Regions from separate parts of the Mus musculus genome. Here regions 1 and 3 are each linked to region 2. The links are chromatin loops, found by intact Hi-C in ENCODE. Cell type or tissue: heart. All regions are shown on one strand. Links, peaks and the distances in the headings refer to the core of each region. The heading gives the core; the rest is flanking DNA.

Region 1 (9,710 bases), core at 1,585-6,584, 190 kb after region 2:
GCAGATGCTATGTGACTCCTCCTGCCTGCTGCCAGCTGCTCTTCCCACCAAGTCCCCCCCCCCCCCCCCCGAGGAAACCCTTCCCTGCATATAAGCAGCCTTTGTCAGGTGTTGGATCACAGTGACAAGGAGCCTTGAGCCTATGTCCTGCCTAGGCTACTAAGGCCCCATTTCCTGGCTCTGAGGCTACCCCAGGACTCCCACTGTCCTCAGGCCCTGAGCTGCTCTGCAGCAGGGAATGGGATCTGGCCTTGCAGCACTTTGTAGCCAGCGCCTGGCTTCCTTGGGGACACCTTTGTCAGGCCTATGTGGGGACATTCATTGTTAGGACCCTGTGAAATTTACTCCTTGCCTGGCCCTTGTGGGGACACTCATTAATTGGCCCTTGTGGGGGACACTCCTTGCCTGGCCCCCTCCATACCTTCCAGGTGCAGGCAGGGTCTGAGGTTCCTCAGAGCTTCTCCCTGCTTCTGCTGCTTATTTGTCTGTCTGTCTGTCTTCCTATCTCCCACCTTCTTCCCAGAGCCCTCTGAGAACAGCACTGTTCCAGGCCTTCTTTGTGCCATCTTCCTAACTCAAGACTGGCCCTGTATCTTTTTTGTCCCTGAGGGGTGGGAGTGACTCTGGGTTCAGGGGCATCTCCTGAGATCACAGGTTCTGAGAAACAGGTTCCTTGGGCTGAGCTGCAGCCATGGAGAGGGTTTCTGGGTGCTGGGGCTGTGTCTAGTAGGGATGCTCCTTCCAACTGCCCTTCCCACCCCATCCCCCCTTTTCTTCCTGTCATGTGTTAAATAAGCTGCGTGCTGTGCAGCCAGGATATGAGCATTTTCACACGCGTGGATCTGGGCTTGTTGGACTAAGACCTGGCTCTACTGAGCTTCTGGTATAAGCCGGATGTCGTCTCATGCTTTGGTTTCCTCATCTGTGGCACAAGGATGCTGCCTGACCTGCCTTAGTTAAGCTTTCTATCCCTGTGATAAAACCCTTGAGATGGGGCTGGGGGCTTACAGATCCAGTAACAATCCATTGAAGGAAGCCAAGACTGGAACCTGAAGGCAGGATGTGAAGGAGAGGCCGTGGCGGGACACTGTTTACTGATTTGCTCCGCGTGGCTTTCTTAGAGAATCCAGAACCACTTACGTAGGGGTGGTGCCGCCCACAGTGGGCTGGACCCTTCCATATCAATCATCAATCAAGAAGATGCCCCACAGACTTGCCCACGGGCCATCTGATGGAGGGAGCTATCTCAGTTCCCCTTCCTAGACAACTGGAACTTGTATCAGGCTGACCAAAAATTTAACTAGCACACTGACCAGAAGACAAGAGGCGGCCTTGTCTGACCTACAGCATGACTCCAGCACACAGAAGGAGGGCTCTACTTATCACCAGCAATCCCGCCTCTTTTCCTCTTCTTTGTCAGAATAATGGGCTCTGGCTGAGGCTGCCTCTGTCACCAGGAAGGCAGAGAAGGATACTCAGCTGGCAGACGGCCCATAGCGGCATGTGGAGAGCTGAGCGTGGTGACACCAGGCACAGACAGGTTCTGCCAATGGTTGGGGAGCCACAGCTGCTCCAGGGTTGCAGAGAGGGATGCTGCTCCCTACACGTCGCCCCCCCCCCCAGTACCCTCCTCTGCAGTAGGACCTCCCGGGCACCTGCCATACACCTCACTATACCTTCCACTCCCTTGGGTGCTACCAGTGGAGCTGGGATCCAATGCCTGGCTCCCACTCGCAGTGATTTTTATCTTCTTGGGCACATCTCATAATGCTGGAAACATGGCTTGCAAGTCAGGGCAGGAAGTCTAGAGGCCTCTGAAGGTACAGGCAGTAAAGAGGCCTTTTACCCAGAGAGAGAAGGCCTGGAGTCCCTCTGGGCACAGTGGGGCTCACGGGCAGAGACCAGCCGACCCTCCCTCTTTCTCCTTTCCCCTTACTGTTTTAGTGGACATTTTATTCTGACAGAGGGTCTGCCCATGGTGCCCAGGTTAGCTTGGAACTCTCCATCCTCCTGCCTTAGTCTCTGGAGAGCTAAGACAGCAGGCATGGAGCACCATGCTCAGCTGGGCCTGCATTCCAATCAGCACATTGGTGCTGGCTGAGGACTTTGGGAAACGCTGCCATCTTGTCAGTGTTCCTAGCACCAATGTCTGATGCTCCCTGCTGTGCCCTCTTCCTCTCTTTAAAAATTGTTTTGTTGTTTTCAGTAAGGGGCGGGGTGGGGGTGGGGTATCTCATGCCGAAGTCCAAGCTGGTCTTGAACTCATGGCTCTGCTGCGGCAGTCTCCTAGTGCTGAGACATAGGCCCATGTCCTTATCCCTGGCAGATCTGTCTTCCGTGTATGATGGCTCCCACCCACTGGGATGTACTGTCTTTTCTACACTTCCTTGGCTGGTGTGTGGCCGTGTGGCCTGCCACCAGTTTCAATTTTCATAAAACAAAGAGGAAAGGGTATTCAGTGTGGGGCAGTGGGGAATGGTAACCCAAGGGTTGGCTCAGACCTAGTGTCTTCCTGATGGCTTGTGATCAGGGGAGATTTCTGTGCCTGCTGTGCTGTGACCCAGAAGTGCCACCGCCAACTGGAACTTCTACCCCAGGAGGTTGGAGATAGACATTTTCAATGACAAAGATAGATTAAGGGGGTTGGGTTGGAGTGGGCTCAGGGCTTGGGTTGGAGTGGAGTGGGCTCAGGGCTTGGGTTGGAGCGGGCTCATGAAGAAGCTGAGTGTGTTGGCTCACACATGTGACCCCTGAATTGGAGAAGGGGAGAAAGGATATGACCCCCTGAGGCTTGCGGGCCACCCAGCCTAGCTCAGTGAGTGAGTCCCTGTCTTCAAAAACAGGATAACGACTGAAGACATCTGACATCAGAGTCTGACCTACACAGACGTGTGTACCTGCCCCTCCCTGAGTCTCCACACAAGCACGTAAACACACACAAAGACTATGCTCGGAGCCACTGAAGTGACTTTTGTGGGCCCTGTGGGTGAAGAGTCATGGGGCCCTAGGGAGACAATGTTATAACTAGCCTGGCCCACCCTCCTGAAGGCCACATATGTGTGACACTTTCCCTGTGTCCTCGGGGGCTTATTCCGTTCAGCTTTTAGTAGTTGCTCACGGGGTTGTAGCCTCTCTCTTCAGCTTCATTCCCATCTGGAAATGTTGTTCCTTCCAATTTGTGGGTCTCTTACCTCCGTGTGTGTGTGTGTGTGTGTGTGTGTGTGTGTGTCTGTGTGTGTCTGTGTGATGCTGGCTGGCCTAGGCGGGCGGGGTGGGGTGTGGGGGACTCGCAAGCTTTCACTGGGTGAATGGGAGCTGGGGTCTGTGCGGCAGTGGATGGAGGAAATTAGAGCCCAGGTATGTGCATCCAAGTGGCTTCTTATCCAACTCTAGAGCCTTCCTTCTCTCCTCAGGGCATGGTCCAGTCAGCACATGTTTTGTACAGGAGCTCTGAGGGTTGAGTGAATTTATTTCAAACACCTGGTGAGGGAGCTATAAGAAGAGCTGCAGAGATGGCCAAGTGTTGAAGGGCACTGGCTGCTCTTCTTGCAAAGGGCCAGGGTTCAAATCCCAGCACCCACATTTAGATAGTGTCCAGCCTCAAGTCACTCCAGCCCAGGGAACCTGGCGCCCTCTCCTGGCTTTCAGAGGGACTGCACAAAGGTGGTGCACTTCCACACAGGCAAAACACTCTCGCCTAAGAAATAAAAACAAACAAATCTTACAAGCAAAACAAAACCAGAAGAAGCAATGCCTTTAGGAAACAGAGGACCCAGCCTTGGTCATGGCTCGGCCAAGGGCACTCAAGGTCACAGCTGAGCTTGTGCCCTGGAGGATGTTCCTGGGAGCAAACACTTGTGTGAGTCTGGGAACGGCCTTCTTCCCGTCACACCGGTTTCCTGTGGTTGCTGTCACATGTCACCTGGAACTTAGTGGCTCCAAACGTGCCTCTTCCTTTTAGGTTAGAGGTCAGAGCTCTCGGCTGGGTTCCAGGCTAAGGCCTCACAGGCTGCTTCCTCCTTAGTGTGTAAGATCTGCCTCGCGCTTGCCCCAGCTTCTGAAAGCCTCAGCTGTCCTTGGCCTGTGGCCCCTTCCTCGTGTTTCTCCTTTCTCTCCCATTGTACCCCTCCCCAGCTGGAATAACCCTGAGACCCCAACACACCCAACTGGCTTATCTAACCTCTCCTTCTGCCTAGGGTTTAATGTCCCAGCTACAGCCACAAGAGGTCCACTTTGCCCTGTGAGGTGGCTCTTTGTTCACAGCTGCAGGAGGAGGTGGTGTCTCATAGAGCCTGCTGGTTGGCGGTCCGTTCCAGTCAGCCTGACTGGGCTGACTATGTCTTTGGTACGGGGTCCCTAGTGTCAGTGAAAGGGGCGGAGTGGACAGGAAGTGTGTCTCTATTCAGGCAGTTGCAGGACAGTGGGGTCACTCCAGAACTCAGGGGTGTGGTGGGCCAGCCTTGTAAGCTGCTGAGTAAGGACAGCCTGCATTTGGACCCCCAAATTCCCCTCTCTTTGCTGAGCAGGTCAGGGGTCAGGATGGTTTCCTGCCCCTCCCGGACAGAAGCTGTGGATGTAGTTTGTCACTGGCCCAGAAGGGGGCGCAACCCAGCAGAGCCAGAAACAGAAGCCTGGAGTGGGTGGGGTTAGCCCCAGGAACCAGGTTCTGCCCCTTCCCCTCCCCTGGGTACCTTGGAGACAGCAGGCAGATCACCCTGGTCCCCACCTCCAAATGCATCCAGAACATAGATCTGCCTAGAACTTTCCCCTGGAACCCCCAAACACTGCCAAAGCTGAGGGCACCTGGAGTGCTCTCTTTCCCCCAAATGCATCAAGATGGACACCAAGAAGAGCAAGCCACAGGGGAAGCACCATGTGACTGGGGACTTTAGAGAGAAGGGAATTCAGAATGGAGACCCTACCAGCTGAATAGGGCAGAGAAGAAGTTCTCTGGGGAGAGACCCGAGACCCTTGACTCAGAAATGCTGGAGCCTCCTGTCCCTCCTCCCTCCCAGTGGCCTGTGTCCCTTGCATCTACAACCCCCACCCCCAAGCAAAGAGCACTGACTAGGCTCTGAAACCCACAGCCCACCTCAGCCTCTGAGAGCCCACCACTTGCCTGGCCTTCTGTGCCGTGGAGCCTCCTCTTGTGGAGCCTCTTCTCCTTTCTCGTCTGAGCCTCCTCCTCCTCCTCCCTGTGTCCCACGCATACGCACATCCTTTCCCAGCACCCCAGCCTTGACTGTGTCTCTTTGACCTTTGACCTTTGTGTTGACCCCCCTTGTGGTGCCAAATTCCTACAGGAATGAGGGCTGTCAGGGTGACCCCTCTGTGTCTTAGGGCATAGCCTTCCTCCTCTGTGCACAAAATGTCTTGGTCAGCTGAGCCTGCCAGGAGAACACGAGGCAGAGAAATCAGGACTATAGGGAAATAGCTGTCACCTCCGAGGGCCTGGTCCCCACAGAAGCCATAGTGGCAGTGCCAGGCAGGACGCTGGGGAGCAGGAGGAAGCCTGCCTTGCCTTGCTGGGCTGAAGCTTGTACGCAGCTCCGAGTGTGGACCTAGCTCATAAAGGAGCTTAGTAGGGTTGAGAGAGGTGGATGGAGAGGCAGAGAGAAGGGAGCCTCTCACCGGTGGGTCCTTCCGCCCCTCCCATAAGTGAGTCCACTATTGTCCCCACAGGCAGCCAGACCAGGCTGGGCCAGTCACTTCTCATTGACCAGAGGAGCCCACGAGTGAGTGGGCCCAGAGTGAGCCCCAGGGAAAGCCTGCACCAGCTTAGAGGAAGGAGTGTGGGTCTTGGGACTGGTGCCCAGACATCAAGGCTTGTAGACGGATGTGGGGGTGACAGAGGGCTGAGCCCTGACTCAGGGTGGCAGTGTCTTAGCTCAAGGACACTGAGATGCATTTGGGGTATAAGTGTTGGCCCAAGAGGCAGTACTTTGGGGTCCCAGATCCAGCCTAGCTGACTGAACGGTGTGGTGGGATATTGAGCCAACCCCTCCTACAGCTTGTCCCAAGGCACGAGCCTCCACACCCTGTGCACTGTGGAACAGAGGCTGACCCGGAGCTGACCCCGGCACCAAGCCTGCCCTCGGGCTCATCTGTGTGCTCCCAGCTCTGAGGCCACTGAGTCCTACATTCCCAGAGCATACCTAGCCTGGGACAGCCTAGGTGAAGAGCCAGTGCTGACCCATTTCCAGGCCACCCTCTGGTCAGGAAGCAAGAAGTAAAAGGCAGGGATGGGAGCGGCGGTCAAGAGTGGAGCCGTGTGGGCCTGGGCTACAGAGCCCCCAGAGGGTCAGAGGCATGCTCAGGGCCCAGGTGTCCCATGCAGGTGACTCTGAGGTTCTAGTCCTCCCAGTCCCATGTCAGATACAAGTGACATCTGACATTTCCTTTAGCACAGGCAGCATCATCAGTGAAGGCTGCATGGAACCCAGGCTAGGGGCCAGTCCTAGGTGTGACCTTCTTTTCCCTGGTAAGACGTACAGTTTACAGATAATGAAGGGGACACACGATGTCTTACAGGGCTGTCTGAGGTAGTAAGGGACTAGTCCCTGAGAGTAGTCAGGAGGATTGGGTCTCACTGGGGCGGGGTGGCAGCAATGGCAGAGACACCAGTAGCAATGTTTGGGGACTCCAGGGGAAAGTTCTATGTTCTTATAGGACATACATGTGGGCACTGGAACCTGGGCAAAGCTTGTGATACTGGCTGTTCCTTTGTGCAACTGCCCTCTGCCTGCTTTGTCCTTTGCCCTGGCCTCCTGCCTGGGCTAACCTGGTCTCCTGCCTGGGCTAACCTAGCTGGCTCCTGGGCCTGTCCCCAGGTTCTAGGTGGCCATTGCTTGTGTGGTCCTAGATTGCCTCAGACAGAAGGAAGGTGCTGAGCTCTGGCCTCTCATAGGCAAGGGGTGGCCTCTCTCCAGCTCCGTTTAGCCCTTTCAGTGGTTGCCGTGCACAGACTCCTCCTGCACCCCTGAATTCTATGTTTCCTTAAGCCTCGGGGGCAAAGGGCACTTGCCCAACTTCCTTGGTGTGAGCTGGGCGTGCCGCCAGGCACCCAGGTGCTGTGGGCAGAAGAAGCTATAGGTGAGAACTGTGAATAGATGCTGATGCTTGCCAGCATGGTGGGTCTGTGAGCGCCTCACCTGTGTGTCCTGCTAGCTGGGTGGCCACTCTGCTAAGCCACAGGGAGTCTGATGGAGATGGTGGCTTTGGCAGGGGATTGAGGACAGAGGAGATTCTGATGAGATTGTCACCTCAATAGCAGTGGCACCTTGCCTTCCCTTGTGGGGCCCAGAAGACCATGAAGGTCTCGTTGTCCCCCAGAGCCTCATGGTGAAAAGCTCTACTCCTTATTGCCAGCCTAGGTGTACAGCCTGGGTTTACCACTTAAAGCTGTGTGACTTGGGCTGGCCTCTTGACCTCTCTGGGCCTCTTTCCATCCTAACAGAGTTGGCAGTCCCCCTGCTGGTTCTGGGTAGATGGGGCTAATGAGACATCTGACAGATTTAGGTCTGTTAGCTGCCAGCTTCCTAAGTTGTCCTTTTGTTGTTCTTACCCAGTGGCTCTTGTGTCTCAGGGCCACCTCCTAATAAACTCCTTCCCTGCTCCCCTGATTCTGTCTCACCTTTCAAGAGTGAGAGGAAACACAGGGACAGCACTGTCTTTGGAAGAAGGACACCCCTGAGCCTCACCTGGTAGAGACAGCCAGCCAGGGGAAGGAAGCCTGGCTCTTTACAAAGCGTCAAGACAGGCAGCTGGAGTAAACACCAGCCTCACCCGGGTCACATGGGCATGAATGGGCCACGCAGGACCAGGCTTGAGTGTGCCGGTGTTTGGCCAGATCTTGACAAAAGGGGGCCAGCCAGCTTGGAAGCTGGAGCCCCAAACAAGTCTCTTGTCCCAGCACCCCCAGGACAGATCAGGATAGCAAATTGTCATACAAGGCCCCCTCTTGAAAAGGCAGCCCTAGCCTAGTCCTCTGTCTCCTTCCCTTCCTTTCCCTCCCTCCCTCCCTTCCCGCCTTCCTCCCTCCCTCTCTTCCTCCCTCCCTCTCTTCCTCCCTTCTTCTCTTCCTCCCTTCTTCTCTTCCTCCCTCCCTCCCTTCCTCCCTCCTTCTCTCTCTCTCTCTCTTTTTAAAGATTTATTTATTTTATGTATATGAGTACAATTATAGCTGTCTTCAGACACAACAGAAGAGGGCGTCAGATCCCATTACAGATGATTGTGAGCCACCATGTAGTTGCTGGGAATTGAACTCAAGACCTCTGGAAGAGCAGTCAGTGCTCTTAACCACTGAGCCATCTCTCCAGCTCCTCTGTCCCCTTTCTAACATAGCCAGAGGAGGGAAATGACATTTATCAGGTCCCTCTTGGTGCCTCAGCTCCACCATCACCCCCTCTTGATAGAGGCAGAAATAGAGGCTCCCTAAAGGAGATAGAAACCTCAGTTTTCCTTGTGGGCTAGTTCCCCACCATGGTGTCCACTCTAGGCACTTGTGAGTCTCCTTTTGGCCTTAGCAGCAGTGACCCCATATCATAGTGAAGTGTACCCCACAACTCACAATCCATGTGCCCTTCCTACAAGGAACTGCCTGCAGTTGGTCGTATCTTCTTTCCTGGGAAACTCTCCAGGTGCCGACTTGGGGCTACCTCTGGGGACCCCAAGCCCCTGAGTTACTGCTGTCCTGGCCCTTGGCTTCTGTACCATGTTTAGGGGTGGCCACTAGGGTTGGACTGGGGTGAGGGTGGAGGCTGGATACTGCCTCTCATCTCCCTAATGGTAGGTTTGATTACAGACAGAGTCTGTGGCTGGGTGGTGTGGGCCACTTTGGGCTGGGGCTCTGGTCCCTGCCTGCCTGCCAAGGCGTGTGGTCCTGGCTGGGGACATAAGAACACAGTTCTGACTCTGTTCTCTGAGCCACGGCAGGCAGGCTGTCACCACAGTGGGCTGAGGCTGGAGGCAAGCCCAGAAGCAGAGGGAAAGTGCCATGACCCCTGGCACCCAGCCCTGCCAAGCAAGCCACAGGTGCCCCTGCCCTCGGGTGTGGGAGGAGGGCCTGCTGGGTGGAGAACAGGAGGTGGGAGGGGTGAGTGGGCGGGGACAGAGCAGCAGAGGAAGCTGGGACACGTGTCCCAGCAACAGCCTGTGAGTAGTTGCTCCCTCTGTCTGTGGAGTGGAGAGCTCTCTCATAGGAACCCTGTCTTGCCGGCCATCTTTTGATTTTTGGCTCTGGAATTCTACTCGCTCTGATTGTGGAATGTTTGCCGGGTGGGGGTGGGGTGATGTGGGAATGGCCACAGGGCACTCCTTTAGGAGCCATATAGGGACCTGGGGTGTCGGGAGGAGATGGATGGCAGGAGACCTGGGGTATCTGTGTCTCTCTGGTTGTTGCATGCAGAGTAGTCAGCCATGGTACCCATGGTCTCTCATGGCTGGGGGTTTGCCTTCTCTCCTAACCGTGGTTCCTAACCCAAGGGTTCAGGTTTAGATTCTGGCTGCTGCAAAGCCTGGGGGAAACAGAGGTGCCAGTTAAAACTCAAGGCTAGCCAAACTTGGTGGCATGCATCTTTTGTCCCAGGTCTGGGGAGGCAGAGGCAAGCAAATCTCTGTGAGTTCCGGGCCAGCCTAGGCTACCTGGTGAATCGCTGTCCCAAAAAAAACAAAACAAAAAAATTCCTCTCGGCTGTGTAGCCTGGGACAAG
Region 2 (9,710 bases), core at 1,867-6,866:
CAGAGGAAGCCACCCAGGTGATCATGTGACATCTCCATTCACCATGCACCGTGGGAGAAGCTTAGCTGTCTCTTTCAGGGACAGTCACCCTGTCCCAAGAGCTCACACATCCTGGCTATGTGTGGGTGTAGCAGGATCTGTCTGTCACACAACCTGTGCCATGTGTATCCCTCTGTAGTGCTTGGCCATAGGAGACCTGTGCATTCATCTCTGCCAGTCATACAGGGTGTTTCCAAAAAGACATTGATCGCTCCACCGCCATCTCCTTTATCCTCTGGACTGCACAGGAATCTATGGCCCTCATGGGACTCCCAATAGGGGCTTCCAGGTCCCCTTGACTCCAGCAGCCCTCACTCAACCCCACGAAGCCCTCTAGCTCTCTACCCTGTCACCAGCATGACCACGAGGGGAGGGGATGTCCCCTGCTCGCCCTCCCGCCCAGAGCTATGATCACCTCTGCCTGCCGATAATCCTGCACTTTGGCAAGGTCCTCGGCGAAGTCTCGAATGGTGGCCCGCAGCTCAGGGTTCTCCGTGTTGGCAAAGTCTATCAGCTGCTTCACCAGCTGGTCAGCCTTGTCACGAAGTCGGGCCGTCTTGCGTGTGTAGGAGGCCAGCAGTGAGCAGAACTGACCGAAATACCTCTCAGCATTTGTCACCGTGTTCTCCATGGCCCTCACCTGGCTGTCCCTGGGTGGGGGTGGGGGTGGGGGGATAGCGCTAAGTGCAGAAAGTCCACGCTCACTGGAACCACCATACCCACCTCTCCAGTGGGCAAGCACTTGACACTTGTACTCCTGTGCACAAATCCACCTCTGTATATACCTAAGTGCATTACTGATAATCTAAAAACGTGAACTGGGTGTGGTCAGGCATGCCTTGAATCCATCCAAGCACCTGGTCCTTGGGCAGTTCTGAGGAATATCGTGAGCCCAGTGAGGCAGAAGACAAGACCTGCCGGTGCCCCGTGGTTGAGCAAGAGTTGATAGATCAGGTGGGCCCTTTGTTCCCTGGGACCTGTGAAGGGCTGCAGCACCCCCACAGTCTCGTGCACTCCACTGTACCAGCCACAGAAGCCTCTCCTCCAGCCCCCTCCACACCCATGGGCCTTTTCCTGTTAGTTCCTCTTTCTCCCTTCTTAGAAGCTTTTGGGTTAAATGAATGGCCCTTTGGGAATCTATTTGAGGCTGACAGATAGTTCAAGGGTCTGGAGAAACAGCTGGGGGGAGGGGGGAGACGGACACCACACAAGCATGGAGACCGGAGTTCAGATCCCCAGCCCCTGTGTTAAATGGGGGGAGGAGCTGAAGAGATGACTCAGTGGTTAAGCCTGTCTATTGTTTTTGTAGAAACACCCAAATTCAGTTCTCAGACTCACAACCACCTGTAGCTGCAGCTCAGAGCAATATGTCCTCCTCGGACACTTGTACTCCTGTGCACAAATCCACCTCTGTATATACCTAAGTGCATTACTGATAATCTAAAAACATGAACTGGGTGTGGTCAGGCATGCCTTGAATCCCAGCACTGGTGAGGCAGAGACAGGCTGATCTCTGGGATTTTGAGACCAGCCTGGTCTACACAGAGAGTTCTAGGACAGCTAAGGACTACATAAAGAAACCCTGCCTCAAAAAACAAAACAATGCAAAATACACACACACACACACACACACACACACACACACACACACACACAATCTTAAACAAGACAAAAGGTCAGGAGTGGCCCCCACATACACCTGTAACTCCAGCATTGTGGGGCTCTGAGACAGAAGGATGCCTGAGTTTTTATCTGCCAGCCCAGCTCCTGATTCAGTGAGAGATCCTGTCTCAATAAATAAGCAAGAGCAATCGAGGGGACACCCAGTGTCTTCCTCTGTCCTCTGCACAGTGTGCACAGTGTTAGAGACACACACATACATAATTAATTTATACTCATAATTAAATTTATACTTAATTTATACTCCCTTCCCAGTGTCTTGCATCTTGCAGTCCATTTGGTACCAAGGATGCTCTGATAGGGAGTTGTGGACAGCTGTGATGGCTGTCACTGGATGCTACACGATGCCATCCGACCCCATCAAGCTCCCTGCGGAGTACTTGGGCTCTCTATCACCCTTACTCCTCTGCCTGGTCCCTTCTCCCTCCCACCAGCCCTGGGCTCCTCCACAGAGCTCTTTGCAGACCACTGACCACCGCATGCCACACGCTTGCCTTCTCTGACACACCTCCAGGGCTCATGCCGCCTCCCACACCCCGCATCCTGCCCACAGCCAGCGTTAGTGACAACCTGTGTGCTCAGTCTTCATAAGGGTACAGGAGGCTCCTGAGGCGTCCTGTCACAGTCCCCTCCCCTCAGCCCCAGGTCTTTCCTGTCCCTTGCTGCCCTCCCTTCTCTAGAACCCAAGCCCCTCTTGTGGCCTCTAGTGGTGGCCACTTGGCAGACCCCATAAGGAGCACTGTCTCACGCCTGCTAATGAGCTTCAACTTTGTAGTTTGCAAATGCTCCGCTCACACTTCCCTAGAAGAGGTTGCTATTGACATTTTTTTTTTAATCAAGTAAACAAAAGCCCAGAGATGCAAAGCATCCCGCCCAAGGGCATACAGCAGGCCAGACTCCAGGATGGCTGTCACTCATACACAGTTAGACAGGCAAGCAGGCCCCGTGGGTAAGGCTGGAAGCCAGCTTTTAAAGAGCATTCTGGGTGCATCCAGGACACTGGAAGTCTGAGTCCTAGGGAGACTCAAAGGCAATCAGGGAGGGCAGGTGACAGGGAGTCTGGGGCCATTAGAGGGAGCAGTGTCAAGGTCTGGGGCCTGGGTTTTTGGAGGGGTTCCTAGGGGGCAAGCAAAAGCAGGGAACAGACCAGAGAGTGGCTACACTTGCTCTTCACGCAGCACAGGTGAGGCCGACAGATCGCATTCTGGTAACCTCTATGCTTCAAGCCCTCCCTCCACTTTGAGAAGGGATGGCAGGGGGCTCACCTGCCCTCCTCCCCGATGTGGCAGAACGTGAGGATCCCACCTGCATACCCCTCCCAGCAGCGCAGGCTGCTCACCTGGAGAGGACGACGTTCATTGTGGACAGAGAGAGGCACCTGCTGCCAGGATCTTGGGGAGGATAAGGACAGGGCCCCAGGGGTCCCCTAGTCAGAGAGAAGGCAGCTAGTACTGGGCCCAGCTGTGTGGTCTGGCTAAGCTCAAGGGACTCTGCTGCCTGGTTGCCAGGCAACGGGCCATCCCCAGGCAAGCCCTGGGAGGAGCCCAGCTGGTTGCTGGGCAACCAGGGCCTCCCCTGCGGGGTGAGGAGGGCCAGCTTTGCCTTGGGGCTTAACCACTCTCTGAAATGAATTGGAAGTGGGACACAGAACCTCCACATGCCTTTGAATATGGTGTTCTTGGGGGTTCAAAGTGCTTGTAACCACCAGGAACGGACAGGGAGATCCCCGAAGGGAGCTTGCCTGGGACTTCACCCTGGACCCTGCTGTGTAGAGTCTCCTCCACCCTCAAGGCAGAAGGCCCGGTGGGCGGGGCGTGGGAGCCAGTGTCACTGAGGGTGGGGGGAGTAGACGGTAAAGGGAAGCGGAGAAGGTGAACCAAAGGAGTGCGGGGGGGGGGGGTGCGGGGGGACAGGCAGCAGCTCAGAGGAGTGCCTAGCGAATCAGGCAGTCCTGGGCTTCCCAGAGTATGCGACTCCCACTGTTAGACTTGGGGAAGGTGACTCCAGCGTCAGAGCACTAACACGTTGAGAGGTCTGCGGGTCACAGCCCCCGCCCCGCCCCGCCCGCCCCGCCCCGCCCCACTCGCCCCGCCCCACTCCCCTTTTCACTTAAGGTGCAAAGCAGGCCTGGTGGTGGAGGCAGAGAACCCAAGGCAAGATATTGATAGTTCCACGGGACGCCTGTCACACTGGGTCGTTTTTTTGTGTGCGTCCCAGCTCCATCATGCTGGGATTTGTTTTAAACACTTAGTAAGGCAGAAACATTACGGTCAGCTGCTTCAGATTCAAACCCCACGCCTCAGCTCTGCTGTGTGGCCTGAAAGCAAAGCCCTGGTCTCTCTAGTCTCCTAGACAATCGCCCAATAGGAACTGGAGCCCCTGCGGCAGGGATGAGGAGATAGGTGGGCTGGGCACTGGGAGCCGGGTCCCCTGTCCAGCGAGCCCTCAGAGCACACCTGAGTGCTGGGTCTCTGTGGCACATGTGTTATGCTCCCCTTTTGGGGGGCAGGGACAGGTTTCCCCAGACAACACAAATCTCTGTGTGTCCTTTACGGTACTGTGCCCTCTGTTTAGGGGCAGCCATGGCCCTGAACTCCTACCGGGGCTGTGCCAGTCCTGTGATTTTTCTCTCTGAATGATGCTCTGTGTCTCCTGGTCCGTAATCCCTCCCTTCTGAGGTGTTAGCTGAATTGAAAAGTGTCTCCCCAAAGTACATGTCCACCCTGGGTCTCAGAGCATCGCCTTACTGGAAACGGGGTCTCAGCAGACAGGCTGAGCAGATGAGTCACTCCGGCATGGGAGATGGGGCTCATTCAGAGGCTGCTGTTCCAATCTGCAGAGAATCCGCCTCCTGTACCCATTGACGGACTGTGGCTTTTCTGTCTGTGGGTGAGGGATGCCAATGCCCCAAGAATATGGCCAGCTTCTGGAATGCAGAGGTGACTGAATCCCACCTCTGATAGCCAGTGGTGGACGACTACATCCCTGCCTCAGTCTGTCTGGGGTCTTCTCTATCTTAAGGAATCGGTTTCCTCCAGACCCCAGCTATTCCAGTTAATCAGCTTCGTCCCTGTCTGCCCTGTACTATAGCCTGTGACCACCAGAGGGCGACAGAGACCACACTCCAGTCCTCCTGCTTAGGGTGGCGGGATTGCAGAGGGGACACAGGAGACTGGAGACACAGGTATGGCATAGGTGTGGAGGACAGACTGTGCGAGGTCTCGTCATTGGCTCTCTTGGAATCCTTGGAAACCTTATGAATTTGAAAAAATGAAAACTGTCTCGGGCTATGCAGAACTAAGACATGGGGGTCAGAGTGGAGGTTGGCCGACTGGAGAGTCACCAACCCGCATTGTCCAGGGTGGCCACTGGAGGGCGCATATTCTCTGTCCTTGTCTGGTTCTCTGTAGTCCCTTTCCTGTCTTTCTCTGTGTCTCCGTGTTTCTCCTTGTTTCTCTGTCTTTATCTGTGTCTGTCTCTGCCTCTCTCTGTCTCCCTCTGTCTCTCTCTCTGTCACTGTCTGTCTGTCTGTCTGTCTGTCTGTCTGTCTGTCTGTCACTCTCTCTCCCTTCTCACAATAGATGCACATCTTGCTGAGCCATGTGGGTCAGGTACACATAGCATGAGGCCCAGCTTATATCTCAGGAAGGCAAGGACACACATCCTGGTCACTCCCCACCCAAGAAAGGAGCCCAGCTACCATCTGGCATTCGCCATGCTCACAGTCATGTGTGTTACATGGGATCCTGTCATATCTGTAGGAAGTTTTCCCTCCAGTCCCGGGGGCATGTCACATGGCAGTCCAGGTGTCCCCCTCTTGCTCCTGGGTCCCTGTGGTATCTGTGAGGCAGTCTCTGGCAGCTACGTTCTTAAACAACTAGGAAAAAAGAGGGGGAAAACTCAAGTTGAAAACCCAATGCCAACTCCCAGCCGTGGTCCACAAGCAGAAAACCCAGGACGACTCTGAGCAGAACCTGAGGGCTCAAGTGCCTCTCAGTTAGGCTTTGGCCTTGGGTGTGCTGTGTGACCTGGGCAGTCACTGTCCCTCTCTGGGAAGCTCTGTGAGGCTCTGGAGTAGGAGCAATGGTCTGGGAGCTGGCCCTGGAGATACGGGTTATAAGAGGTCACCTCCCCTACCACCATCTTTTTACTGATCCACAGATTCCTAAAGCCTGCATATTGTGCCTGCTACATGACCTCTTGCCCTCTGTCAGGTGATCTTGCTGTCACACTCACCTCCTATTAAGAAGGATTTAAATAGACAGGTCAAGAGAAACCAGGCTGGACTGGAGAGATGGCTCAGTGGTTAAGAGCACTGTCTGCTCTTCCAGAGTTCCTGAGTTCAATTCTCAGCAACCACATGGTGGCTCACAACCATCTGTAATGAGATCTGGTGCCCTCTTCTGGCATAGAGACAGGCAGGATGCTGTATACATTTTTTATATATATATAAAAAATATATATATATATGAGAGAGAGGCAGAGAGACAGAGAGACAGAGAGACACCAGGCTGTGTGATGTACACACTTGCCATCTGGATCCTTGTGAATGACGGCTGAATACTGGTCCATCCCAGACCATATGCTCGGATGTGATCTGTCACTGGAGGAATATAAACTAAGTGCCTACTGTGTGCACAGCCATCAATCACCAGGCACTTGGGCCATGTCTGTGAAAGAACAACAGACACGTGGCACTGTGTTCCCTCCGAGAACATTCTGTCTGGGAAAGCAGGAGGAGAGGCCAGCAGGCAAGATGCTCCAAACAGTTACACTGGCTTCAATCTTTCTCCAGAGGCGCCATAAAGGGGGAAGGTCTCCATGGCAACTCCCTGATCATATGCTGAGACCAATTTCTCAGAATGAGGTCAGAGGGCCAGAGCCACGACTGTATACACTGCCCAGTGTCGGGGCATTCCTCCACAGCCAGGGGCAGGGCAGGAAAGAGGTGGGATATACAGAACTTCCCACACAGGAGGCCCTACTGTGTGAGCTCACAGTGTCTTCCCTGGTGCTGGTATGTGTTAGACAGGGTCTTCCTCTGTAGCCCAGGCTGACCCTGGAGCCTGAGATCCTCTTGCCTCAGTTTCCAAGTGCTGCATGGAAGCACGCCAGGCTCTTGCTTGGTCCAGGTTGGCCCCGTGGCTCTCCCCTGCTGGCAGGGGGTGGTGACTGTGGGGCTTTCTCAGGTTTGCCAGGCTGATCTCGACCTCACTATGTAGCTAAGGATGACCTGGAACCTCTGATCTTCTCACCTTTAAATATACAACGACAGGCTGTGTGCAATGTGTAAATATGACCCGTGGCTCAGAAGTAGAACTCGCTCTCATGGGACACACAGAAGCCTGGGGTTCTGTCATTGTCCAGTGGCGAAACAAACAGGGGCCCCACTTGGTACCACACAAAATCAGCACCCTTCTGTGAGTCCCAGAACTGAGCAGGGGAAAGCCTCTACCCAGGGTGTAGCTGAAAGCTGGCCATAACTATTGGGCAAGCAAGCCACCATAGTTCTGGGATGACAGAGCATCCACGAGGTCAAGGCTGAAGCTCACAAGGATACATGGCAACCTCCGAGTCTATCCTGGAGCTCAGTTGCCACCTGCTCACTTGAGGACCTCACAGCCAAACTGCTTGGTCTTAATCCCAGCTCTGGAGCTAATGAGATGGCTCAGTGGACAGAGGAGCTTGCAGCCAAGCACAGTGACCTGAGCTCTGATCTGTAGCCCTAACCAATATGGAAGGAGAGAACCAACTCCCACAAGTTATCTTCTGTGGTGTGTATGCAACCCAACACACATACAATGAATAAATGTAATTTAAAAAATTAAATTCCAGATCTATTGCCTCACAACTGGAGACTGTGGCCAGCACTGTCTATGGGCCTCAGTTTTGTCATCTGTGAAATGGGACTGATCAGATGCCACTCTTCCCTCAGAGAAATGGACAGTGCACGGCACTCAGATAGGCCTGGGGACAGCCCCTGCTCTGTCCATGACACTGCATGGTGGCATCTTTGATCCCTCTCCCTGTGTCCCAAAGCTGGAGCTGGAGTGTAGCCAGCTTGGGCAGGAAACGTGGGACAGTGCCCAAGACAAGGTCCACTGACTCAGGTGGCTGCTGCAGAGGCTACTGTCCAAGCCACCTGTTCTGAGGGAACAAAGTGTGACCTCCCTGAGGCCTGGCTACACAGGGAACATCTCCCATCCTGTGGCTTTAGACATGTTTATCCTTTGAACTGCAAATGCCCTGTGGCTGGGTCTCTTCCTCACTGGCTGGGTTGGCTAGTCCACTAGGGGAGCAATTCACCCTGCTAGGTTCAATGACACCTAGGACCTGGGACCAGGGCCACAGCCACCACAGCACACCAGCGTCCTGACCTTACTCTGTGTATCCCAGGGCCAATTTTTATCTCAGAGGATGGAGCCCGGACAGCAGGCTAATAACTGATTGTCAGAGCTTAGAAATGTCCCTGGCTATAGGACTTGGTGTGGTATTGGAATGTCAGATAGCAAAGGGTCTTTAGCTCTTCAAGCAGTGAGGGGCAGCTGTGGCTGACGCGATGACGCATTGGGAAGCTTCCCCCTTCTTCTTTCAGTGCGTTGCTGTTGAGCAGAGCCCTGCCCTCAGCCTGGAACAGCAACATGCAGGGCACCTGTGTGCCTGCCTTTCCCCGGGCACTGTGTAGGACTGGTCTCAAATACTCTATAGCCCAGACTAGCCTAAAACTCAAAATCCTCCTGCCTCAGCTTCCCTAGTGCTGGGCTCTCAGGCCAGCGCCCCAGGCCCAGCTGTCTTCAGGCCTCCAATGACCTCTGTGCTCACCATCCCATGACAGTTATAGATGCAACTGATGCTCTGTTTGTTTGTGTGTTTATGTGTTGTGTATCTGTGTGCATGTGCAAACAGAAGCCAGAGGAAGGCACTGAGTATCCTGCTCTATGTATCTAAGTATGTATGTATGTATGTATGTATGTATGTATCTATCTATCTATCTATCTATCTATCTATCTATCTATCTATCTTTGTGTCTATCTATGTATCTAAGTATGTATGTATGTATGTATGTATCTATCTATCTATCTATCTATATATCTATCTTTGTGTCTATCTATGTATCTAAGTATGTATGTATGTATGTATGTATGTATGTATCTATCTATCTATCTATCTATCTATCTTTGTATCTATCTATGTATCTAAGTATGTATGTATGTATGTATGTATGTATCTATCTATCTATCTTTGTGTCTATGTATCTAAGTATGTATGTATGTATGTATGTATCTATCTATCTATCTATCTATCTTTGTATCTATCTATGTATCTAAGTATGTATGTATGTATGTATGTATGTATGTATGTATCTATCCATCTATCTATCTATCTATCTATCTATCTATCTATCTATATCTTGTCTCTGTATGGATATGACATCTGTCAATATTAAATTTGATGGCCTATGGCTTAGGTAGAAATAGAAGGTGGGACATCCAAGAGACCAAAAGGATTCTGGAAGAGTGCCAGGTGGGAGATTTCCCTGGGAAAATGCAACAAGATTGACTTGTGGTTCCTGAGCACAGGTAACCAACCACAGGCAGACTGTAGCTTCGAATAAATAGATTAAGTTATGATGCAGTCAGAGAAGGGCCTAGCTATATGGCCAAAGTATTCATAAATATATTTTGAGTCTGAGTCTTATTTCTGGGAACATGGGGCTGGGAAGAAGAAACGCCAAACTTCTAAACGTTTCTGCACTTGGCAATTGTGGATCCAACGAGCCACAAATTTAAAAAGAAAATTTGAATAAAGACAGGTTCTTATGTGCTGAGGCTATTCTTAAACCCTCTGTGTAGCCAAGGATAACCTTGACCTCTGATCCCCCCATTCCCATCACCTGAGTGCTGGGATGATAGGCATTTGCCACCATGCCCAATCCAGAGCTCTGTGCATGCCAGGTGAGCACGCCACCCACCGAGCCACATCCCAAGCCC
Region 3 (9,710 bases), core at 2,997-7,996, 53 kb after region 2:
CCACCATGTCACCCACCCCCATATGACTCAGCAGCGTCACCTGTCTTCTTCCTCCTCTGATTTGTGCCAGGGGATTTCCTGAGTCATTCAGCCGCTGAGAGAAACACAACCCACTCCTCCCGCCCACTTCACACACAGAGGCACACACACAAATATGTGCATACATGCACATACATTCACGTGCCTGCAGAGTACACACACACACACATGCCTGCCTGTAAACACAAATACATGTCTGTATAACACATAAACACATGTGTGCACCATACATATATGGATGTCTGGAGTTGCATATTCAAATACATATGCATGTGTATGTATCTATGCATTAGTACACACAAACAAATGTAAAACACGCATGTATGCCTACACTTGTTTACACAAACACCAGTACATACATGTGTATATACACAGCACATGTATGTATGTATCAACACACACACTTGCTAACATGCACATACATAGTCTCCTGTCATATCAGCCTCCTGTGCCAGGCATCTCTTGCTTTCATTTGGACTACCATGGAGGAAGCTTGTGCCCATTGCACATAGCAGGAGACTGAGGTTTGTAGAGTTATGAGGTCTGCCTCTGCCTTAGGTACACACAGCTGGCAGGATGGGGTTTAGGGCTTTGGACTTAGGTATGAAGCCAGTCTTGGCTATGCTGTGTGCAGGATGGACTTAGGAGGATTGGCTCTTGGGAGACAAAAGGGTGCAGGAGGCAGAAGAGGGCAAAGGAAATAAGAAAGAAAATGGACGATGAACAGACATGGAGGGAAAACGGCAGCCCCAGCTGAGATCCTAAGGCTGAGAGAGACTTAAGGGCTCTGAAGATGGGCAGCTGGGCCAGGCTGAGGGAGACCTGGGTGAGCTTAGGTAGGAACAGCTTTCCCAGGCTCCTTCCTATGGAGTGAGACACCCAGGCCCTTCCTGAGTAAGAACAGACAGGGTCCTTTCATCAGCCTCTCCTCTAACAAGGTATGAACCACGCCAGCAGCCAGGGGATGCCTCCCCGCCCTGGTCTGCGAGACAATTTGCTGAGCCAGCACTTTTTTGGGCCAGGGAAGGGACAGAGTCCCATCCTCTGCCATGTTGACACCCCACCCCAGTTGATTCTGGAGCTCTGGAATGTTAGGGATTCCCAAGAGGCCCTTCCTCCTGCTCATTTGGAGGGGGGGGGGAGCAGCCTTATTTACATGTCAGCTCACCAAGTGGTGGCAGTGGTGGTGGTGGGGCTCCTGCCTTTGGGGTTCAGGCACCATCTCCAGCTGGCAGGGTAGACAGCTGGAAGCTTCTGGAAAGTAACTGCTCACAGTTTTGAAGCTTTGAGGGCTCCTTTTACAGATGGGAGACGATTGCTTAGTGACCCAGCCTGAGCCAAAGGGCACCATCTGTGTGTGTGTGTGTCATACATGTGTGTGCCTGTGTGCCTAGGAGGCGCCAAGGACAGTCTCCAGCAGCTTCTGGGTGACAGGGGCCAGATGTCTGCCTGGGGAGGCCACATACTCCTAGCAGAACCCTGCTGCCTGGGTCTGAATCCTGCCTGGCCTCTTGAGTCATAAAATGAGGGGCATCCCACACTTGCTTCTTGTGGGGAAGTAACTAAGAGGCATGTAACAGCTCTGAACTTGGCCTGCAAAGGGTTTGTCTCTGCATTAAATAACTACAATGTATCTGCATACAATACACTAAGTCCTGGATATCTGTGGTCTCAGCAGGAACACTTTAACAAGAAGGAAAAGGGCACAGAGAGGTTGAGTCCTTAGTCCCAGGACACACAGTACCCTTCTTACCTCTACCCCTAGGGTGATCTGGTGGGCCCTGTCCAGTCAGAGGGAGGGGGAGAGGGGAGATAGGCTGGGAGGACTTTGTCTCCAGGGTGATGCAGGAGACAACTCCTCTTTCCTCTGTCTTCAAAACTAGGGCACTGGGCTTAGAAAGGTGACCCCCAACCCTGGGCTGCTGAAGGGCCAGGACCTCCCCAGATCTTGGAGGGGGGTTACCCTTCCCAAGCCTCCCTAGACACCCATCGTCCTCACCTGGCACTAGCGCGTCCGGCTTGACCTTTTCTTAAAGATCAGCGGCAGCGGCTGATGGGTTTCGTGGGTCCCAAAGGAGACCCTTCAGACAGCCCGAGCCACGGGCTGCAGAGCCCCTAATTGGAGCAATGAATCACCGCGGGCTCCTGCTGGACACAGAATAGACAGAGGAGCTGGGGCCTATTGTGCCATAGTTTGGGACACAGGGGGGTGAGGGGGTAGGAGAGGGTGGGGAGAGAGGAGGAGGGGGTGGAGGAGGGGGTTGGGGAAGAGAAGAGGTCAGGGGAGGAGGAATCGAGAGGAGAGGATGAGTCAGAGGAGGAGGGGCGGAGAGAGGTAAGAAGAGGAGGAGGATTAGAAGGAGGAGGAGGAGGTAGGGGAGGAGAGGAGGGAGAGGAGGATTAGGAGAAGGAGGAGTCCGAGTCAGGGGAGGAGGAGCCTGGGAAGAGGCGGGCAGCAGGGCGGCGCGAGGGAAGGCTTCTCCGCCTCCGCCTCCCTCCCGCGCCCTCCGCCCCGCGCCGCCCCGCCTCCCTCCTCCCCAATTAAATGACCCGACGCTCGGGCCGGCGCCGGAGCTCGCACATGCGGCCGCCGCAGCCGCCCGGGGCCCGTCGCCACCGTCGCCACCGCCGCGTTCCGGGCGCGCTCTCCGGCGCCGCCTGGGCCCGCGCCGCCACCCGCCGGGACTCGGCAGCCCCGGGCACCGCCGCGGAGACCCTCGGTGCGCCCCGGGCCGCGTGCGCGCCGCCGCGCGCCAAACTTTGCGAGTTGGGCGCGGGGCCTCGGTGCGCGCGGCCCGAGCAGCGGCAGCCGCGGGGCGCGCGGAGGCGGACGCGGCGGCCGGGCCATGAGCGGCCGGGCGGCGCCGCTCTCCCGTAAGCAGCGGCTCATGGCAGCGGCGGGCGCGGCCCTGTCGTGCTTCATCTGCGGCGGCGGCATCGCGCGCGGCAAGGAGCTGAAGCTGCCGGTGAGGCCGGCGGGCCCCGCGCAGCCCTTCTTCCCGTTCCTGCAGCAGCAGGAGCCGGCGCCCGGCGCGCGCGGGCTGAGCGCGACCGATGGCTGCGTGCTGGTGTGCGCCGTGTGCCGCTGCTTCCTGGCCGAGCAGTGGGCCGCCTTCGAGCGCGCGCGCACGCCCGTGGACAAGCGCGTGTACTGGCTCAAGAGGCCGCATCAGTGCGACGCGAGCGCGGCTGGCCGGCGCGGGGCCCGCGAGTGGAACACCGAGGACGCGCGCGACTCGGAGCTGTCGGAGCTGTCGGACGCCGACGCGCTGCCCGAACCGGAGCCCGAGCCCGAGCCCGAGCCCGAGCCGGAGCCGGAGCCTGAGCCCGAGGATGCGCACGACTCCAGCAAGTCCGGAGCCCGGCGCCGGCGCACGGGGCCAGGGGCGCACTGGGCTCCGGAGCCGCGAGCCAGCGTGCTGAGGGGCATCCAGGAACCCTGGCCCGGCCCCGCTGCGCCCGACGGCACGGACGGCGCCGCCTCCAGCCGGCCCGCGGCGCCCCCAGAGCGCAGTAGCACCCCCGAGGGCAACGACGTCGCCGGGAGCCTCGGGGACGAAGGGCTGGAGCGGCCTCCCCGGATACCCGCGGACAGCCAGGCCCGCTGTTGCTACGTCTGTGGCTCGGCGCTGTCACCGGCCTCGCAGCAGCAGATCCACGTGCAGAAGCAGGAGACTCCCGCCCAGGCGCCCTTCTTCCCCTTCCTGTGGCTACATAGCCCCCCGCCCGGCGCCCAGCCCATCACTGAGGCGGGCAGCACCCTCGTGTGTCCCTGCTGCTTCTCGTCCCTCACACACCAGTGGCAGAGCTTTGAGCTAGCCAACGTGCCGGTCTTGCAGCGGCTCTACGTGGTGCCCCTGAACAGCCACGCCCCCGGCATGGCCTCCAAGGCCCGGAGACTCCCTAGGGAAGAGGTTCCCGCCCCCACCGCGGGGCTACTGCGGGAAGCCTGCTACCTCTGTGGGGAGGACTGTACACGGGATGCCCGGGCTGTGCCCTCCCGCCTTGTCAACGGCAACTCTGGGGGCTCCATGCACTTCCCCTTCCTTAGCCTCCTGCCCTGCCCACCCAACGCTCGGCCCCCCAACAAGCGCTGCGAGGTTCGCAGCTGCCCCAAGTGCTTCAGCGTCTTGGAGGACGTCTGGGCCCTGTACCGGGCATCGCACAACCGTGAGCTCATCAGCTCTGTGCAAGGCTTCCTGGGCAGGTACCACCAAGCCTTCTCTGCCTCGGACCCTACCCTGAGCGAACTGCCCGCTTCTGCGCAGGGAGGCCCGCCTGCGGTCTGCTACATCTGCGGGGCTGAGCTGGGGCCGGGCAAGGAGTTCCAACTCAGCATGAACCCCGCCAGCCACCTGGGCGAGAAGGAACCCTTTTTTCCCTTCCTCACCGTCTATCCGCCCGCCCCACGGGCCAGGCCTGCAGACTCCACGGGCCTGGTGGCAACCTGTGTGCTCTGCTATCATGACCTGCTGGGTCAGTGGCTGCAGCACGAAGCCAGAGCCGCTCACCAGCCGGTCAGCGCCTGGTCGAGGCAGTACCAAGTGGACACATTCGTGTGCTTCTTCTGTCAGCAAGAGAAGAAACGGTGTCTGGGGCTGAAGTCAGTGAGAGTGGCCAGGCTCCCCTTGTTCCTGTATACCCTGAGAGCCAGCCACAGCCTGTTGGTGGATGATGGCCGGCAGCTGATCATCGGTGCCTGTGTGGAATGCGGGACCCTGGTTTGTGCAGGCCAAGGGGTTGCCAGCCAGGGACCCATTGGCTGGAGCTCCCCAACGGCAGGAGTAACAAAGGTAAGTAGTGGCTTTCATCTCCTGGAGCATCAGTGTTGTCAAAAGAGAGATGTCTTCTGTTCCTCGGTGGTGGTATTGGTTCAGCATGGTCTGTCCCAGCAGGAGGCGTTTTCTTTGGTTTGTGAGCTTGGCTGACCTTGGAGGCATGGGGCAGGAGGTTGGAGGATCTGGGGGCAGGAGTGGTTGAATAGCTGCTGTTGGAATCAGCAGGCATGGGGCTGACACTGGGCGTGTTTGCTGCCCATCTATCAAATGGAGGAAGTTCAGGGCAAGGCTGTCGGATGCCCGATAACATTGGTAATTAGTGCAGCCACACAGGTCACCCGGAGGTCCCCGTCGCGAGTTCCTCTCACTAGCTCCTGGCCGCCTCCTCCTCCTTCCCAAGATTCTCACCCAAGTGCCTTTCGTTTGAGTCTTCCCGGTGGCTTTATGAAGCAGATGGCCACAGATTCCAGACGCGTAGGCATGGGACACAGGCGCATGGGACTCGGGACAGTGGCCTAGACAACCTTTGCAGTGGAAAGGGTCTCTTCTTTGCGAGTCAGCTGCTTGGAGTTGGGCAGAGGCCTGAGGCCTGTTCTCAAGATGCAGCTGTCTGCCTGGTAGGAGGTAGTCTAGACCCTGGGACATTGGGACCCAGCTTTGTAAGAACCAGGGTAGGAGCTGGCCAGGTGGCCCTGGGGAAGGGGAGTGACAGGCAGGCATCTGGTTTGTACTCACTGTTCTGCCCTTGGGCTGGGATCCTAATTCCTCCCAGACTGTCCTGTCCTGTCCTGTACTGGGCAGAGGCCTATGTGGTAGTGATAGGCCAGGGTCTTGCAGACAGAGACACAAAGGTGGATAGGTGGGACCCGCTCAGGAATGGTGGTTTGTGTGTAGTGTCTATCTAGGTCTTGCAATTTTGCACACTCACATGTGTGTGTGTACATGCACACATGTGTGATGCCTGAGCACAGGAAGGCTAACTTATGAAGCAGCCTCTGATGTGCCTGGGTACCCTTCTCCTGGCTCACAGTCCCCCTGCCTCACATACTGCCCTTATCCTTCGTCCCTAGAGTTGGCTTTGGACTGGAGGTACCTTTAAGGTTTTGAAGGCAACCCCCAACACCCCTCCCCCTATAAGCAGAGATTCACCTGCTTTTGGCGTGGGACACCCAGCCTTCCCTTAGCCACAGGTGTGTGGCAGTCTATGCTGAGGTTGTTGCTGGGTCTTGGAAGGGACAGCTCTGCAAGGCCTGAAGTGTGTCAGAAGAGCTTGGCTCTGGGGCAAGCCAGGCCTGGTCCCTGCCTGCCACTGCTGTCGTCTTCACAGCAGAGCTGTCTGCCAACAAGTTCTTATCCTGGCTGGGCTCAGTTCTCTTGGCTGAGAAGTAGGACTACAGGCCACATGGTTTGTAGGGACATTCTGATAATTAAGTGAATCAGGGGACATTTGAATGTCCCTGGCCAAGCTCACTGCATTGAAGCTGCTCCCGATGCCCCTCCGTCAGGGCAGAAGGCACATCATGTAAGGCTACAGCCCCTGGGGCCAGGTGCATGCTGGAGGTATGCTACAGCGCTGTGTGGGTGGTGGATGCTCCCTGGGGGCGTGGAGTTTTCACAGCAGAGTGTCTACCTTGTGCCAATTTGACCTCAGTAATCAAAAGAAGCTCAGGTCCCAGGCCAGCAGGGGTGGGAAGTGAGAGCCATCAGCGGGCCCCTTCCCCCACTCCTGTGTTCACCCACGGGGCTGAGCTGAGCATTCAACCAATTTCTGTCCTGTCCTTGGCCCTCACCTGTCCTGTGGACCTTCTTACTCCCACACTGAGACTCGGGTAAATCCCCAGACTTCTGCCTCTCTCCCAGCCAGCAGCAGGTGGCTAAGGGTTCCAGTCTGGAGTTCAGGGCATCCTCTGCCCCTTTGGGCTCAGCTCCAGCCGTTGGTTTGCCTGAGTCTCATTGGAACCTGGTTAAGTAGCAGAAAAGTACAGAGAATCCCTGCAGCCCTGGGGATGGGAAGAGCAGACAGAAAGTACCAGATCTGGGAGCCTTTGTAGGGAGGAAGATCTTGGTCTCTGTGCTGGAGGACAGCTTGAATGGAGGTATGGTTGGGAGAGGGATGTGTCTGCAGCCCTCAGAGATGATAAGACCAGGGCAGGCCTGTGCTGCAGTCGGGGGTGGCAGGCATGTCTCAGACTCCACTATGGCCGTGTAGGGAAGAAGAAGATCATTCAGCTCCCAGGGTCCAGGGATGCCGGGACGGAGCCCTCTGCCCTCTGCCCTTCCTCTGGGCTCCCGTTCTTCCCATTTATCCCACAAATATTTATAGAGAGCCTGCTCCGAGGCAGGCACTGTTCCAGATGCTGGGATCCGGTGGCAGGCACAGCCTGCAGCATCCCTGGGGAGGGACAGGCACAGAAGGTCCAAAGGGCTGTTTCCCGCAGCACCGGGAGCCGCGAGGCCGTCAGCCAGCCTGGGTGCAGTGCAGAGACATGTGGGAGCTGTGCAGAGGGCCAGGCTCCTGGGTTGTCAGGAGCGGAGACGTAGGTAGGCACAGCCTCTCCCTTGTCCCCAGGCCGGCTCCCCTCCCTCTCCCTCCCCTTAGCCCCTGAGCTTTTCTTTCAGATGCTGGCTGTCTGAGGGCTTAGCTGGGAAGCAGAAGGGCCTTGCAAGGGCTAAGAGGGGATGCTTGGTGGGAGACATGTCATATTGTAGAAACTCCTGGAATTTTGGAACCCTGGTAGGTGCTCCCTTGAGTGAATCAACTGGAAAACCTCTGAAAAAGGACTTGTGTAAGGAGACAGAGGAAAGGAAGGGAGGGAGATGGTACCGAACATCCTCCAGCTGGGATGCTGGCAGAGGACCTGAAGGCCATGCCACCCCGGTTGCCGCAAAGCTTAGGTAGTGGCTAGGTTGGACCAGAGAGGGCTGCAGTTTGCCCTTTCCCAAACTGACATCCCTACTTGCATCCCATGGGAACTGTGGAGAGACTCCAGGTTTGCCTTCCGATGGACCTGGCCTGAATCTTTGCAGAGCAGACTGTGTGACCTTGGGTCTGACCCTTGACCTCCCCAAGCCTTGATTCCCACAGCTGAGTGATGGTGCTGCCTTTCGATGGCTGACTGGGACTGTGGCTGCCCCTTCTGGGCATGCCTTGTTGCTTGCTGTCTGTCGCTGTGAACGCTGCCTCTGCCTCCATTCAGTCCTGTCAGAGCAGGTGGTAGGGTGGCCAGGTTGAGAGTTTGGGGACAGTCTCATCAGGAGCCGACTCTTAGGCTGCTACCACTGCTACGATCCCTGTATCCATGGTTACCATATCTTTTAAATATTCCTGTGGAGGGTATACACCCCCCTCCCCTCCATACTGTCCTGGGTGAGAAGGGAGCCCAGAGAGGTTAAGTAACTCACCATGGTCACTCAGCCAGTTCCTGCAGGGTAAGCATTGGGCCTGCACTTCTGCTTGCTTCGGAGTCTGTCCCACTTTCTAACCTGTCCTGCCCTCTGTCCCCTCTGTCCTCCAGCTCTAAAGGAGGCCATTCCTGGAGGGTCCATTGTGTATGCTTACCATCTGACCCCATCCAGTCATTTGCACTTCTCAGGGACAGAGACCCAGGAAGCCTCCTTGAAGGAGATCCTGCTATCTCTGTCGCCCCCTCCCCTCCTTTTTTTTTTCCTCCGTGGCCGATAAAGGAGTTAGCCTCTCCCCACCCCACACGGCCAGATGTTGCCTTTGGCTGCCTCTCATCTTCCGCTCCAGTCTGTGGAAAGGTGGCACCCCTGAGACCGCCCTGTCCTCTCCCAGGGACCGGGGCGACACTGACTAGTGGAGCCTGCAGTTTGGTACCTGCTGTACTTCAGCCTGTTGCCAAGTGTCATGTGGCTGAGCACCCAAGCCTAGTTAACCACTGTGCTTCCCATCTGGGCACATTGCAGGTCTACAGAGCTCTCTGTCGGGGTAGCTGCACATCTGTCCCCCGCTTCTTGGCACGCCGCCATCACCAGCTTCCCGCTCTGCAGGGAGGCTCTGGCCACCACCGTTTGCCTCGGGCCCTCAGGATACCAGCTTAGGATCTTTCTTGAAGGCGCCAGACAGCGCTGGCACCTTCTTTCTGGAAGCAGCTGGGCAGCTGGGCTGTGGGCCTCTCTGAACCCTCTCCCATCCCTGCCGCAAGGGGATGGCTGTGTTTCCTTGCCGGTGTGGGAGCCTTCTGCTCAGAAGAATAAATTTTCCAGATGCCTTGTGCTAAACCTGGAGGAGATCGGAGCCTACTGGGAAAGAGGAAGCGAAGACACAAGGTCTTAAAAACCAGAGCCTTCCCTGGAAGCAGGGTGGAGAAGGGGGCAAGGCTGCAGGCCAGACGAGTTTGCTAGGCTGCAGGCCTCATGTCTGCCCAGCTCTCTTGGGACCTTGCCCTGGCAAGGTTCGAGCTGCTGGGAGAGTCTCTGGCAGACCTCTTGGTGGTAACTCGGGTCACGTCTTCAAGGCTGTGGTGGAGTCAGCATCCTGAGAGTTCAGTTCCTTTGCCCCTCATATCTGTGTTCTGGTCAGACGGTGGAGAAGCACATGGTCACTCAGCCAGTTCCTTCAGGGTATGCATTGGGCCTGCACTTCTGCTTCAGAGTCTGTCCCACTTTCTAACCTGTCCTGCCCTCTGTCCCCTCTGTCCTCCAGCTCTAAAGGAGGCCATTCCTGGAGGGTCCATTGTGTATGCTTACCATCTGACCCCATCCAGTCATTTGCACTTCTCAGGGACAGAGACCCTCTGGCCTTGGCTTTCTGTTTCTCGTGTCACCTGTGTAGGACACACATGGGGGAGTGTGGAAGGAGCCTCTTTGCTCTGCCATGTGACTCAGTTTCCCCATCTGTCACAGCAGCAGGACTGGTCTCCAGGGCAGGCT

The links. Peaks named below come from ENCODE experiments on the same cell type or tissue, not always from the same donor. Only the 100,000 strongest peaks of a DNase experiment are listed, where the experiment ranks them.
Region 1: it touches region 2 in a loop (7-fold over the local background); 4 of 42 quality-filtered maps call a loop at or near these places.
Region 3: a loop joins it to region 2, with 2.8 times the contacts of the local background. A loop is called at or near these places in 12 of 42 quality-filtered maps.

Annotation. Positions count from the first base shown.
Region 1 is chr8:120,360,012-120,369,721 of GRCm38, forward strand. It overlaps a transcript of Gse1 not described here. Among named protein-coding and RNA genes, the nearest start is that of Gm39264, 20 kb to the left of the region's middle. In heart, for the core only: CTCF peaks have their summits at 3,643 (motif pointing left) and 4,578 (motif pointing right); DNase peaks (open chromatin) are centred at 3,920, 4,390 and 5,426; H3K27ac peaks cover 4,614 bases.
Region 2 is chr8:120,174,256-120,183,965 of GRCm38, forward strand. It overlaps Cibar2 (CBY1 interacting BAR domain containing 2), which reads right to left and starts at 3,214. Exons shown (of 9, transcript NM_001033980.2): 1 at 3,059-3,214; 2 at 455-689. The coding sequence starts at 3,078. In heart, for the core only: a CTCF peak has its summit at 4,908; DNase peaks (open chromatin) are centred at 3,136, 4,986 and 5,473; H3K4me3 peaks cover 1,786 bases; H3K27ac peaks cover 2,507 bases; H3K27me3 peaks cover 1,404 bases.
Region 3 is chr8:120,225,887-120,235,596 of GRCm38, forward strand. A330074K22Rik (RIKEN cDNA A330074K22 gene) reads right to left here and starts at 2,344. Exons shown (of 3, transcript NR_110496.1): 1 at 2,039-2,344. It also overlaps a transcript of Gse1 not described here. In heart, for the core only: a CTCF peak has its summit at 4,930; DNase peaks (open chromatin) are centred at 3,515, 5,015, 6,175, 7,205 and 4 weaker places; H3K4me3 peaks cover 4,467 bases; H3K27ac peaks cover 2,770 bases; H3K27me3 peaks cover 2,073 bases.